Regions from separate parts of the Homo sapiens genome. Here regions 1 and 2 are each linked to region 3. Evidence: chromatin contacts called from ENCODE Hi-C data. All regions are on one chromosome and are shown on one strand. The core of a region is the stretch at or near the end of the contact, and the rest is flanking DNA. Distances in the headings are between cores, read along the strand shown. Region 1 holds the start of NEMP2 (nuclear envelope integral membrane protein 2). Region 2 has its middle 70 kb from the start of NAB1. Region 3 has its middle 110 kb from the start of MSTN.

Region 1 (3,853 bases), core at 1,176-3,675, 580 kb after region 3:
TTCTCCAAGAATATGAGAATGAAACTGGAATTAGTATATACTCATGCACACTCAGGTCTTTAACTTCAAGTTCAAATCTTCACAGATGAATCTTAAAGCTGTGGTGTCAAATGGACTGTTATAGTTTAAGCCTGGAAAGCCACTGACAGGGCCTGAACTTCATCTCAGGACAACACATGGTTTCTAGGGACCTCACTAACTGGGTGAAAATTATGGGAAACTCTTGAAGTTTCTCCTCTCAGTCAGACAACTACCTGCTCCTCCTGTGTCAACTGTCTCTGACTTTCCTCCAAATAGAGTGACAGAAAGCTGGGGTTGGTCTGAATGTTCTCCATTCCATTGAAGTGTGTGTTATTCAAGACAAAATTTTAGAACAGGAAGGCACCTTAGGTATCACTAATCCAAGCCCCTCGCTTAAAGGAAGTACCAGCTGTTTCCTCTCAGGGTCCTCAAGAAACCATAGACTTTTAAAGAGCAGCTATGGTTCTTAAGCCTAGTCTAATCCAGGGCTGCCAACAGTGTCACTGGCACACTACCAGATGCTGGGCGCTTCACAGTCCGTATTGGAAAGCCTACCGGAATGGCAGGCATCCCTCTAAGGCTACAAAAGTTGCCATTCTTCTTAGCTGTGGACTAGTTTTATCAAGTCAGTGGGCATCCTGCATGTCTCAGGCAGAACAGAAGCTCCAATAAGTATTTATGTGTGTCTTTGATTAACAAAGCAGAGAAGCAGGCTGTTACTATTATACTAAATGCGGTAACATAAAAACTTTAAAAACACCAGGTTCACTGAGGTGAGGAAAATACTGGAAACTCTTCAGTAAAAACATCTTCATTTTACTCAAGAGAAAACTACGGTCCATAAAGACTCTGTGCCTGGACCAAGGTTATACCACAAGTTGTGGCTGAAGGAATGAGTGGTCTAGAACCCAAGGTGCTGGGTGCTGGTCTAAGGCTACTTCTAATTTTCTCGCTGTTGCCATGCCCAGAAACCTTCCTGCTTAGACAGATTTGTGTTTTATTTTTTCACCAGCATAAAATTGTTGTATTTCTTACTACCAAACCTTCGTTTTCTCATCTGTAAAATGGGTATAAAATGGTGCTTTCCCGCATAGGGCTTCTATGGGTATTAAATATGATAGATACTGCAGTTAAAGCACTTATAACACTGCCTAGCACATACTGAACACTCAAAAAATTTCTCTTCAATGAAAACTGGAATCCAACACTTCCCCAACATATAACTCACTGCAAGATTCCCTCAGTTGGGAGCTGTGGCAGAATCTGATAATGACCTCATCAACATCCAGTCTCTCATTCATCCTTAGATAAAAAACCGCGGTATAACCGGAGGGAGGGCCATGCCCAGCTAAAAGAATACACTTGGCAGCCTCCCTTGAAACCAGGGTAGCCAAAGCAAGGAAGGGAAGTTGGTAGACAGTGCACCCAGGAAATCTTTTAAAAGATTTTATGAGGGGAAAAAAAAAAAGAAACAGAAATGTGAAGCTCATGGTAAGTTAGCGGCAGGTCTGGAGTTGGAACTCTAGGTTTCTGACTTCCCCAGGTGTCCTTCCCAGATCCTTCCCCAGTGTGCCAGCATCTTAAGCCCACTCCGTGGCGAGCCCCTACAGCTAGCAGCCGCTACCAGTTCTTGCTTCCTGTGTGCCAGGCATTGTGCACACGAACACCACAAGAACCTTGTGAGGCCTCATTACCTGCCGCTCACGTGGGACCGTTATGTTTACTCGCTCAAGGTCACAACAGTCAGGGGCAGAAGAATTTTCGCTCCGATTCTGAAGCTGAAGCTGTTACCTTCTCTAGTCTTGAGACCAAAGGAATGCGAGATAGTGAAATAACAAGGATTTCAACACGCATTGATGTACTGTACAAAAGGCCGTGTGCTGAAAGTCTGGAGACTAGGGTCAGCTGTGCCAGTGACAAGCTGTGTGACCCTGGGCAAATCAAAACCTCTCTGAGTTTCGGTTGCTTCTGTAAAACGAGGGAATTGGGCGACTGGATCGCGCGGTTGCTTCTAATTCTAAAATTACAAAATGTCCAACTGCCAGGCGAGAGACTACGGAAGCCCAGTAAGACAGGAAGGGCGGGCGGGGCCTGCCCGGGAGACCCCAAAGCGAGAAAAGGGAGCGCCCGCCCCAGTGGGCCTCGCGGTGCCGCCCGGGCCAAAGAGCGCGCCCTCAGGGCAGCCGCGAAGCCGGGGAGCGAGCACGCACGCGCGCGCCGCCGCCGCCGGTCCCGGGTTACCTGATAACGCTGCCGCCGCCGCCTCCCCGCGCACGGGCAGTGTGGCCAGGGGCGGCAGCCAGAGCAGCAGCCACCACCGCCCTTGGCGCGGCCCCATTTCGTTAGGGGTCAGCTCCGTGCGACCCGAGCCCTAGGGGACCGGCTCCGCTGCGAGGAGCGGAAGTGGCGCGGGGGCTCAGAGAAGGCGGAGGGGGCGGTGAGGCCCGAACGCGGGAAAGGCGGAGACCCCGCCTCCCCGGGGCGGAGGGAGAGTTGGGCTCGTTGCTCCAGCCTCCGCCCGCGGCCTCGGGGCACGGCGGGCCCAGGCCGGAGGAGCTTTCGGTGGCGCGACCCCGCTGGCATGCTCCCGGCCTCGGCCTCGGCCTCGGCCTTGGCCTCCGGGCCTCCAGCGCACGCGGGGCGTCCAGGGCCTCATCTTCCCCTGGGGACCGCCCGGCCGTGTCCCGCTGCCCTCGGCGCAGGGGTGGGAGTTGCAGAGAGGAAGAGTCGCTAACCCGGAGTGTTTCTTAAAACTTGGCTGACCTGTGACCTGCGGATTTGGAGGCTGAATTCTCCGAGCACCTGTGAGTGACAGCCCGTGAATGGGAAGGTCCTTCGGCAAACGCCCTTTTTGTGAATAAAATACATAAAAGCCAGTTTCTTTATTTTACCTTTCTGTTTATCTTTTTACTTTCATTTGGTAACAAGCAATAACAAATTGGAAATTTGGCCGCTTAAGTAACACTGACTTGTATGTCTAATCTCGGACACGGCATTTCAGAGTACAGAGGGGCTCGTAAAATGTTCCTTCACCAACATGACAAGGTTCTCTTAAAATTACCTTATGTTAAAAAAAAGTTTCTTAATGTAATAGATATATTTTTAAATTAACATATAACCTGAATGATCTTAATACTGATAATTAGGAGATATACATATATTTTAAAGAACATTCCCTCCACAGGACCTGGAACCCATTAATTTGACTCAATATTCCATACTTAACTAGGACAGTCTTCTCTAATTCTGGTCTTTTGGTGAGATATCTTAGAGAACCCAAAGTAACAGAAATTATCCTGTTAAAAATAGATAAGCCTCATTTTTCCTAAAAGTCTGAGTAGGATGGACTAGGCTTTCCTTGCCCTCAAAGAAAGGTTTAACCAACTGCCCTTAAGCACTTGGCACCATGTGTACACCATGTATGGCTTTTAAAAAGTTAAGAAATTTCCTTGTAAGGGACTCTTCAGAGGGATGGTTTTTAAAAATAAACCATCATTACTTGAGTGAAGCCTGTCTTCAGAGAAACAGCAGAGCCCTGATCCAATTCTTTCCTGTATTCCCAGGTGCGGTGTGCACTTGCTTCTTGCAAGACAGCTTTTGTACCTAACCACATTCATTTTGATTTGGTTTAATTTTGGATGGCACTATGGAAAGTAGCTAAAATAAACAGGTGGGTTGTTGAATGATGAATGTATTTTCTACAGATATATCTGGTGGAGAAACAAAAGGGCAGGCAGCAATGTACTAAATATTTAAAGTGCTATTTATATCACAGATCCTTAGTAAATATCTGTAAAGAAGCTATATTGAAACACCACATTTTTCTCTATAA
Region 2 (3,629 bases), core at 807-3,306, 770 kb after region 3:
TTCTGTGTATAAAGGCCCTACTACAATGTCTAGGGTTTCATAGTGACAACACAACACTGGTAGGCATTTTTCTTTTTTTTTTTTTTTTTTTGAGATGGAGTCTCGCTCTGTCGCCCAGGCTGGAGTGCAGTGGCGGGATCTCGGCTCACTGCAAGCTCCGCCTCCCGGGTTCACGCCATTCTCCTGCCTCAGCCTCCCAAGTAGCTGGGACTACAGGCGCCCGCCACTACGCCCGGCTAATTTTTTGTATTTTTAGTAGAGACGGGGTTTCGCCGTTTTAGCCGGGATGGTCTCGATCTCCTGACCTCGTGATCCTCCCGCCTCGGCCTCCCAAAGTGCTGGGATTACAGGCGTGAGCCACCGCGCCCGGCCGGCATTTTTCTTGTTGCTCTGGAATTGACAACTGGAATCCAAAGCTGAGGCAAAGAAGTGTCAAGGAGCAAACAATTAAGAAAAGTAAATGAATGGGGATCAGGAATCCCTTTCAGGGCTGGTTAAGAAGTGGCTGAACTTCCTCTGCTTCCCTAATCTTCATCTCTACCACCTGCTTCCAGTCCATATAAACAGATCGGGGCAAGAGGAGAGACTGTTGGTGAGTCATCTGCTTCCTTGGGGGGGCTGCAGAGTGAGGAGGTGCTTTTCCTGCTCCCTCCTCACTCACCAATTTGATGTCTGCTTATACGTAGACGGCCTGGCCCACCTCTGTCCAATGTGACAAGTAGAAAAGAGAATTGGAAGGAGGCAGAGAGAAAGGGTAGAGTGCTGCAGCTCCCATGCCTACCATTTAGCATTTGGTGATGGAAGTGTGATTTCACAGATCAAAGGAACGCATAGAAAGCAGCCAGCCTTGAGCCTGTCTCACCCATATCCCACCCAAGAGAACTGGCTGCCAGGAAAGTGGACCCTGGTAACAACAACAACAATAAAAACCAGTGGGGTGAATCACCAAGGGTAGGAGCAGATGGTAGAGACTGTGAAGTGGGAGGCATCTGTGGGGCTTCTGGAAAATTCACATAAGCATCAGTGAGGAAGCCAGTATTTGGATGTCTGCCACCAGCTGCCAGCCCTGGCCAGGCAGGTGAGAAACACTTGTCTGTCTCTCCTGTTCCTCCTCACTAGTCCACACAGATGGGAGGACTGCACAGAATAGAGGAGGATGCTGCCGGAGCAGGTGTGCTACTCCACACCCTGAGTCCCTCTGGTGGGGGCTGGCCAGGGCTGGCGGAGTGGACATTGGTCATTGCATTGGACCCAGACGGAAGCTTTAAATTGGACTTGCGAAAGGAAAATATCTTGGGCTTCCAAAATCACTAAGGAAAACTCAAGCTGGAAACTGCTTAGGGCAAACGTGTCTCGCATTCTATTCGCAGTCTCCCCTCTGCTCACTGAGATAGATTCATATCTGACTTGCCTCCTTTGGAAAGGCTAATCAGAAATCCAGAAGAATGTAACCGTTTGTGTATCAGCTATCTGTGACCTGGAAGCTCCCTCCCCGCTTCGAGTCTTCCTGCCTTTACTTCAAGTCGTCCTGCCTTTCCAGATGGAACCAATGTACTTCTTACATATGTTGATTGATGTCTCATGTCTCCCTAAAATGTATAAAACCAAGCTGTGCCCCGACCACATTGGGCACATGTCTTCAGGACTTCCTGAGGCTGTGTCATGGGTGCATCCTCAACCTTGGCAAAATAAACTTTCTAAATTAACCGAGCCCTGTCTCAGACCTTCAGCGTTCACAGACTATACCGAATCGGGCTGTTAATCTTTGAAAGTGACTGGAACCCTAGAGATCTAACCAAGATATTGTCAGGGAACTCAGCAGAGAGATCGTGAACATGGCAGAACTGAAGGCAAGTGACTGTAGAAAAATAAATTATTTCACGCCTGTACTTCCTACGAACAAGGATTGTTTAGTAAACTAGATGTGGTAGCCACGATTTTCATGATCAACAGAGTGGCAACAGGCAAGACTGAATGATGGGGCTTTGGGGAATTGCACTGGCGATGAATCACCCTGAGATTATGCAGGTGGGGTTTCCCCTGAAGGGACTGGAACTGCTCACTGCCAGCTGTCCTCAGAAGAGGTCAGTCATGGGGCGGGAAATCAGAATGCTGGGACTAGAGTCAGTCTGACTGGATTTCCCAGGAAAGGTGACTGTTGAGTCCCCAGGGCACTTCCTCCTGGAGGGGGAAGGACCTGTGCCTGGCACTGACTTATTCTCTGTTTTCTGTTTCCTTTCCATTGTCCCTGAACCTTTATTGTGATCTGATCAGTGTCTCAAATATTTTGACTTCTGATGTCCTGAGAGGAATTAAGGGGAAAGGTCCACAACCAACCCCTGAGGCAAAGCAGAGGAGGGTTATGACTTCTGTCCTCAGGCCACAGCAGTGGTGGCAGCCACAGGCACCAGCTGAGAACAGCTTTGCCCCAGAGGGACCAGTTTCTGAATACACATGACAGAGCACCTTGAGAGAGTCTCAAGATTCTTTAGCAGAACAGGGGACACTGGGAGTAGGGGCAGAGGGCACTCATTTTTGTCAATAAAACTAGTGTGAGTCAAACTACGATGGCTTCAGTTACACTATAAATAGAATTATCAAACAAGGGGACAAGCTCCTTGTCCCTACAAGTGCTTAAAAAATAAATATTTTTCTTTTAAGGAGTTTTCTAATGGTGTTCCTATGACATTAATTTATTAAACATTTAACATACTTTGCACTTACTGTATATCAAGCATTGTGCTAGGTTCCTTACATACAATTTCTATTAATAACCTGGTTTTGTAGTTGAGGAAACAGAAGCTTACAAAGTGAAATAAGTTGCCTTAGGTCTTGCAAATAATCAGTAGTAGAGACCCCCAAAGGTGAGCACACTAGAATACACCAGCCTAGTCGGGGAGGATGACCATCATGGAAAACCACTCACTGATGGAGATGTGCACAAATTGTTTTGGGCGCATATGACTTAGTGTTATGGGAAAGGGAAGAATAGAGGGAGTGGTCAGAGAAGGTATCTTTTTTTTTTTTTTTCTTGAGACAGAGTCTTGCTCTGTTGCCCAGGCTGGAGAGCAGTGGTGTTCAATCTTGGCTCACTGCAGCCTCCCCAGGTTCAAGTGATTCTCATGCCTCAGGCTCCTGAGTAGCTGGGATTACAGGTGTGTGCCATCATACCCGGTTAATTTTTGTGTTTTTAGTAGAGACGGGCTTTCACCATGTTGTCCAGGCTAGTCTTGAACTCCTGGCCTCAAGTGATCCTCCCACTTTGGCCTCTGAAGGTGCTGGGATTACAGGTGTGAGCCACTTCCCAGGCCCATTCAAGGCTTTTTAAAAGACGTGTCTCCAAGGCTGAGTCTTAAAGATGTGCAAGCAGTTAAAAGAAGAAGGAGGAAGCCTCCTGGGGGCAGGTGAGAGGAGGCTGACACTCCAGACGAAAGGGCCAGCCAAGTGATTCTCACAGAGATAGATCAATAAATATTAAGTTGAATGACAACATGGGCAAAGTCACCTAATCAAGACACCACATAGCTCTGGGGTGACAGGAGGAGACTCCATGCCTGTCAGGATGAAGTGCAGAGGGCGAGGCCAGGGAATGCCGGTGAGGCTGCAGATAGCACAGGTGGCCGTGCGCC
Region 3 (4,035 bases), core at 431-2,930:
CAGACTTCCTAGTACCAGTATTAGGTTTTTTCCCTCTACTTCAATAGAAGAAACCTTAGTTTAGTTCTCTGAATCCTCCTTTTTTTTTTTTTTTTTTTTTTTTTGAGACAGAGTCTTGCATCTTCCCCCAGGCTGGAGTGCAATGATGCGATCTTGGCTCACTGCAACCTCCACCTCCCAGGTTCAAGCAATACTCCTGCCTCAGCCTCCCAAGTAGCTGGGATTACAGGCATGTGCCAGCGCACCCGGCTAATTTTTGTATTTTTGGTAGAGACGGGGTTTCACCATGTTGGCCAGGGCTGGTCTCGAACTCCTGACACCAAGTAATCCGCCCACCTTGGCCTTCCAAAGTGCTGGGATTATAGATGTAAGCCACTGCGCCCAGCTGAATCTTCCTCTTCAGTATCTTTGTGGCACTGTTTTCTTCCCTTTCATCAGTTGGTAAATGCTTTAAGTACTTTGAAAGCCAAATCTAAAGCTTTCAAATAAGGAAGTAGAGGTATGGGTCAACACAATAGCCATTACCTATTTTCATTGTCCTAAAAATATTTCTTCACTCTTCCAATACCTAAAAGTCTAAAGTTAGAGAATCATTTAGCTCATCTTCGTTTTAGAATAGCATTTGCTGAAGGCAAGTATAGGAGATCAGAATATGCCACCCCAAAATATGTCACTCTGGCATAAGAATTATTTTGAGCTGAAGGCACTCGAGAAATAGCAAATGCAGGAAGAACTCTGTGACCTCTCAAATGTTCTTATCTAAAAGCAGGTTATAAAATTTCCCATGAGAAAAGTGTTCTTCCTGAACCAGGAATAGAAGAACATTCTTAACACTGGAGACTGGGAGTTACTGCCAAAAGAGAACTAAACAAACAAACTACACAAACTGAAAACAATCCTTATCTTCCACTGGTTTCCCCCATATATTTCCTGGTCACTGCCTCACAATGTACTGCCCCTAGCCTAATACCCTTTGTCTTGTATCCTCACAATTTATCATTCTTTGTTTTAAAAGGTATACACACTTTTGAGCCTAACTGCTTTTTCAGACATTCATTTTCCTTATGAGGGCTCCCATGCATGTAAAAATATTAAATAAAACTTGTATGCTTTTTCCCTGTTACTCTGTCTTATGTTAGTTTAATTCTCAGGCCCAGCCACAGAACCTAAGAGGGTAGAAGAAAGTTTTTCCTCCCCTATACAAGAAAGGGGCTTATTTCGTCTCCTGCCTTAAGCTGGTCAATGGTACTTCACACAGCTTGAGCTTCCAGTCTTCCAAACCAGACCTTTTTGGAACTGAAACAAAATCATATCATTTTTTTTTTCTCCTTGAATGAGTACCTAGATCTTAGAAATAGAAGTCATATTATGAAGATCTTATTTTGGAATTCTAAGCAAGAATTTAGCTCTTTTATTTTAGGTTTTATCTGTTCTCCTATATGAGAACAATATTTATAAATTAGGAGAAATGGTAAAAGAAAGTTAACAATGGGGAGTAAAAAGATCAACGTTTCAATATCTAAAAATATTCTGTTACAGTTGCTTTTATGATCATTTTGAAACAGGATACTTCTACTGCACTTACTGTGTGCAACTGTAGGAGAATTACATGTGACGTATCCTTTTAAGAACTTCTACTTATTTTTTGATCACATCTTCGATAACTTTGAATGTATAGTCTGAGGGTGTTTCCTTTTTATTTTGGCTATTTAATGAATTGGTTCTTATATAACTATAATGATCATGAATCTTCTTTGTAAATAAGTTACTTTCAGTTACACTCATTTAGGACTTGAAAATTGCAGACTGTAGTGATGGAAAGGGGGAAGTGAGAACTAGAGTTAAACAAAACAGAACAAGATTATGGTAATATCAACAGAAATTAAAAATAGGAGGTCAGGTGGCTTTTGTTATCTATGCCAGTTGTAGGGATTGTGTCTTTTCTTGCTGGTTTAGTAATTTTGGTGCCTATTGTTAAATGTGATAACATCCCTGGCCAGATTTTTGTTCAGGGCCCACTTACAAGTCTGCAATAGGGAAAGTGGGGACAGGCTGCATCTAAAAGGGCTTTACTCAAGGCCTTGTCCGTCGAGTTCACTAATATAATCCGAATATGTAGTAGAGTGGTTGGCATATAGGTGCTCAAATAATGATAATAATAAGATTAATAATAAAATCAGCTGACAGTTATATGATTCTTAGTACATATTGAGCACTGTTATAAGACTTTTAGATATAGGCCGGGCATGGTGGCTCACACCTGTAATCCCAGCACTTTGGGAGGCCAAGATGGGCAGATCACCTAGGTCAGGAGTTTGAGACCAGCCTGGCCAACATGGTGAAACCCTGTCTCTGCTGAAAATACAAAATTAGCCAGGCATGGTGGTGCATGCCTGTAATCCCAGCTACTCAGGAGGCTGAGGCAGGAGAATCTCTTGAACCTTGGAGGCGGAAGTTGCAGTGAGCCCAGATTGCACCATTGCACTCCAGCCTGGGTGACAAGAGTGAAACTCCATCTCAAAAAAAAAAAAAAAAAAAAAAAAACAAAGACTTTTAGATATATTGATTCATTCATTTCTCCCAACAATCTATGAGGTGATATTGTTAGTACAGTATCAATATCACCTCATTTTTACAGATGAGGAAATTGATGCACGTAAGTTAAGTGATTTTCCCAAGTTCTAATGGCTAACAGCTGGTAGAACCAAGATACAAACTTAAGCTGTCTGGCATTGGAGTCCACCTCTTAACCACTAAGCTGCATCTTTTGTTTGTTTATTGTTTATGATATTGATTGAATGAATGAATGAAGCCTGCAAGGGTATTGCCAACATGAAAACATTGTCAGAGAGAAAAGAAGTCAAGCTGATAGTTGAAAGAGATGAGGATGTATGTTGAGCCAGACAGGTCAAGTGAAGATGTAGTAGTAAAATGAACATCAAGGTTGGGGAATCCCTGTCAGTGGGAAGGCAAGAGAAGGAGAAAGAGAAGGAAAGAGATACAATCCAGATCAGGTATTTCTCAAAGAAACATTCCGCAAGTCTTTTTTCTTACCCTGTTGGTATAAACAAGTGGCACACCTACTTTATCAGATTATAAGAAAACAGCTATTTTCTCATAAGAAAATTGTTTAATGCATCCACATCCTTACACAATAGATTCTAAGTGGCATTATGATAAATTTGCATATGTACACACACTGTTTACTTAAATTTATGGTAACTATATTTTGCAAATGAAAAGATCAGAACATATGATAAGATCAGAACATATGATAAGATCAGAACATGTGATATGACCAAACTTCTTCTGGTTTGGTGACATGTTTATATAAGAAGTCTTACAAATACATACACATTAATATGCCTAGTGTTCCATTAATGGAATGCTAAGCATGTGGGAGTCATTTATATCCTACTGCTCAAGGTCATCACCAAGGTCTGACTGTAAAAATTCAAAAAATTGCAACCTCAGGCATAAATGGGTTAAATCACATTATGTTTGAATGTTATATATATTTAAAACTATGTTACAACTAACACATTTTTGCATCATTTTTATCATAAGTGACTAATTTTTTCCCAACATTTGTTGGCATATGTCAGAGTAATTTATTTGGAACACTGCAGTTTTATTGACCATCAGTGACTTTTCTGATATTCATTTATCAGCAAAAATGATCTCTGCATCCTTGCTCAGAATTAGACCAGGCAGTTGTACATTTTTGCATACTACTGATGTTTAAATTACCACAATATTTACATGCCCAATATCTTTGACCTCTAAAAAGTTTATCTTTAAACTATTCAGTTAGCAAATTCTTTTTTAAAAAAATATTTTTTATTTATGGACTTAGGGGTACAAGTACAGTGGTGTTACATGGATATATTGCATAGTGGTGAATGCTGGGCTTTTAGTGTACTCATCACCCAAATAGTGTACATTGTACTCCATAGGATCATGTTTCATCTGTACCTGCCTCCCACCCTCCCACCTTTTGGAGTCTCCAGTGTTCATTATTTACTCTGTATGTCT

Evidence for each region. Hi-C counts contacts between places; a loop is a spot of excess contacts on that map. Pooled maps may share reads with other maps.
Region 1: a map of OCI-LY7 shows a loop between it and region 3 (5-fold over the local background). The contact joins the promoter of NEMP2 here to the enhancer-like site in region 3. A Hi-C loop is called at or near these places in 1 of 168 maps with a recorded cell type or tissue (OCI-LY7), 5 of 37 single-sample maps with no recorded cell type and 4 of 50 pooled maps.
Region 2: a loop to region 3 is called in a map with no recorded cell type, with 3 times the contacts of the local background. The contact joins two enhancer-like sites. A Hi-C loop is called at or near these places in 2 of 37 single-sample maps with no recorded cell type and 2 of 50 pooled maps.

What each region holds. Positions count from the first base shown.
Region 1 is chr2:190,532,297-190,536,149 of GRCh38, forward strand. NEMP2 (nuclear envelope integral membrane protein 2) reads right to left here and starts at 2,426. Exons shown (of 9, transcript NM_001142645.2): 1 at 2,263-2,426. The coding sequence starts at 2,359. NEMP2-DT (NEMP2 divergent transcript) reads left to right here and starts at 2,542. Exons shown (of 5, transcript NR_183903.1): 1 at 2,542-2,825. RefSeq lists a silencer at 2,090-2,739.
Region 2 is chr2:190,716,900-190,720,528 of GRCh38, forward strand. No RefSeq gene overlaps it. Among named protein-coding and RNA genes, the nearest start is that of NAB1, 70 kb to the left of the region's middle. Within about 2 kb of position 2,057, at least 5 of the 41 ENCODE cell types and tissues checked have a DNase peak (open chromatin) inside an H3K27ac peak, as active enhancers do.
Region 3 is chr2:189,951,116-189,955,150 of GRCh38, forward strand. It overlaps a transcript of AKAP19 not described here. Among named protein-coding and RNA genes, the nearest start is that of MSTN, 110 kb to the right of the region's middle. RefSeq lists an enhancer at 2,035-2,104. Within about 2 kb of position 1,681, at least 3 of the 41 ENCODE cell types and tissues checked have a DNase peak (open chromatin) inside an H3K27ac peak, as active enhancers do; they include OCI-LY7, where a contact is called at or near this core.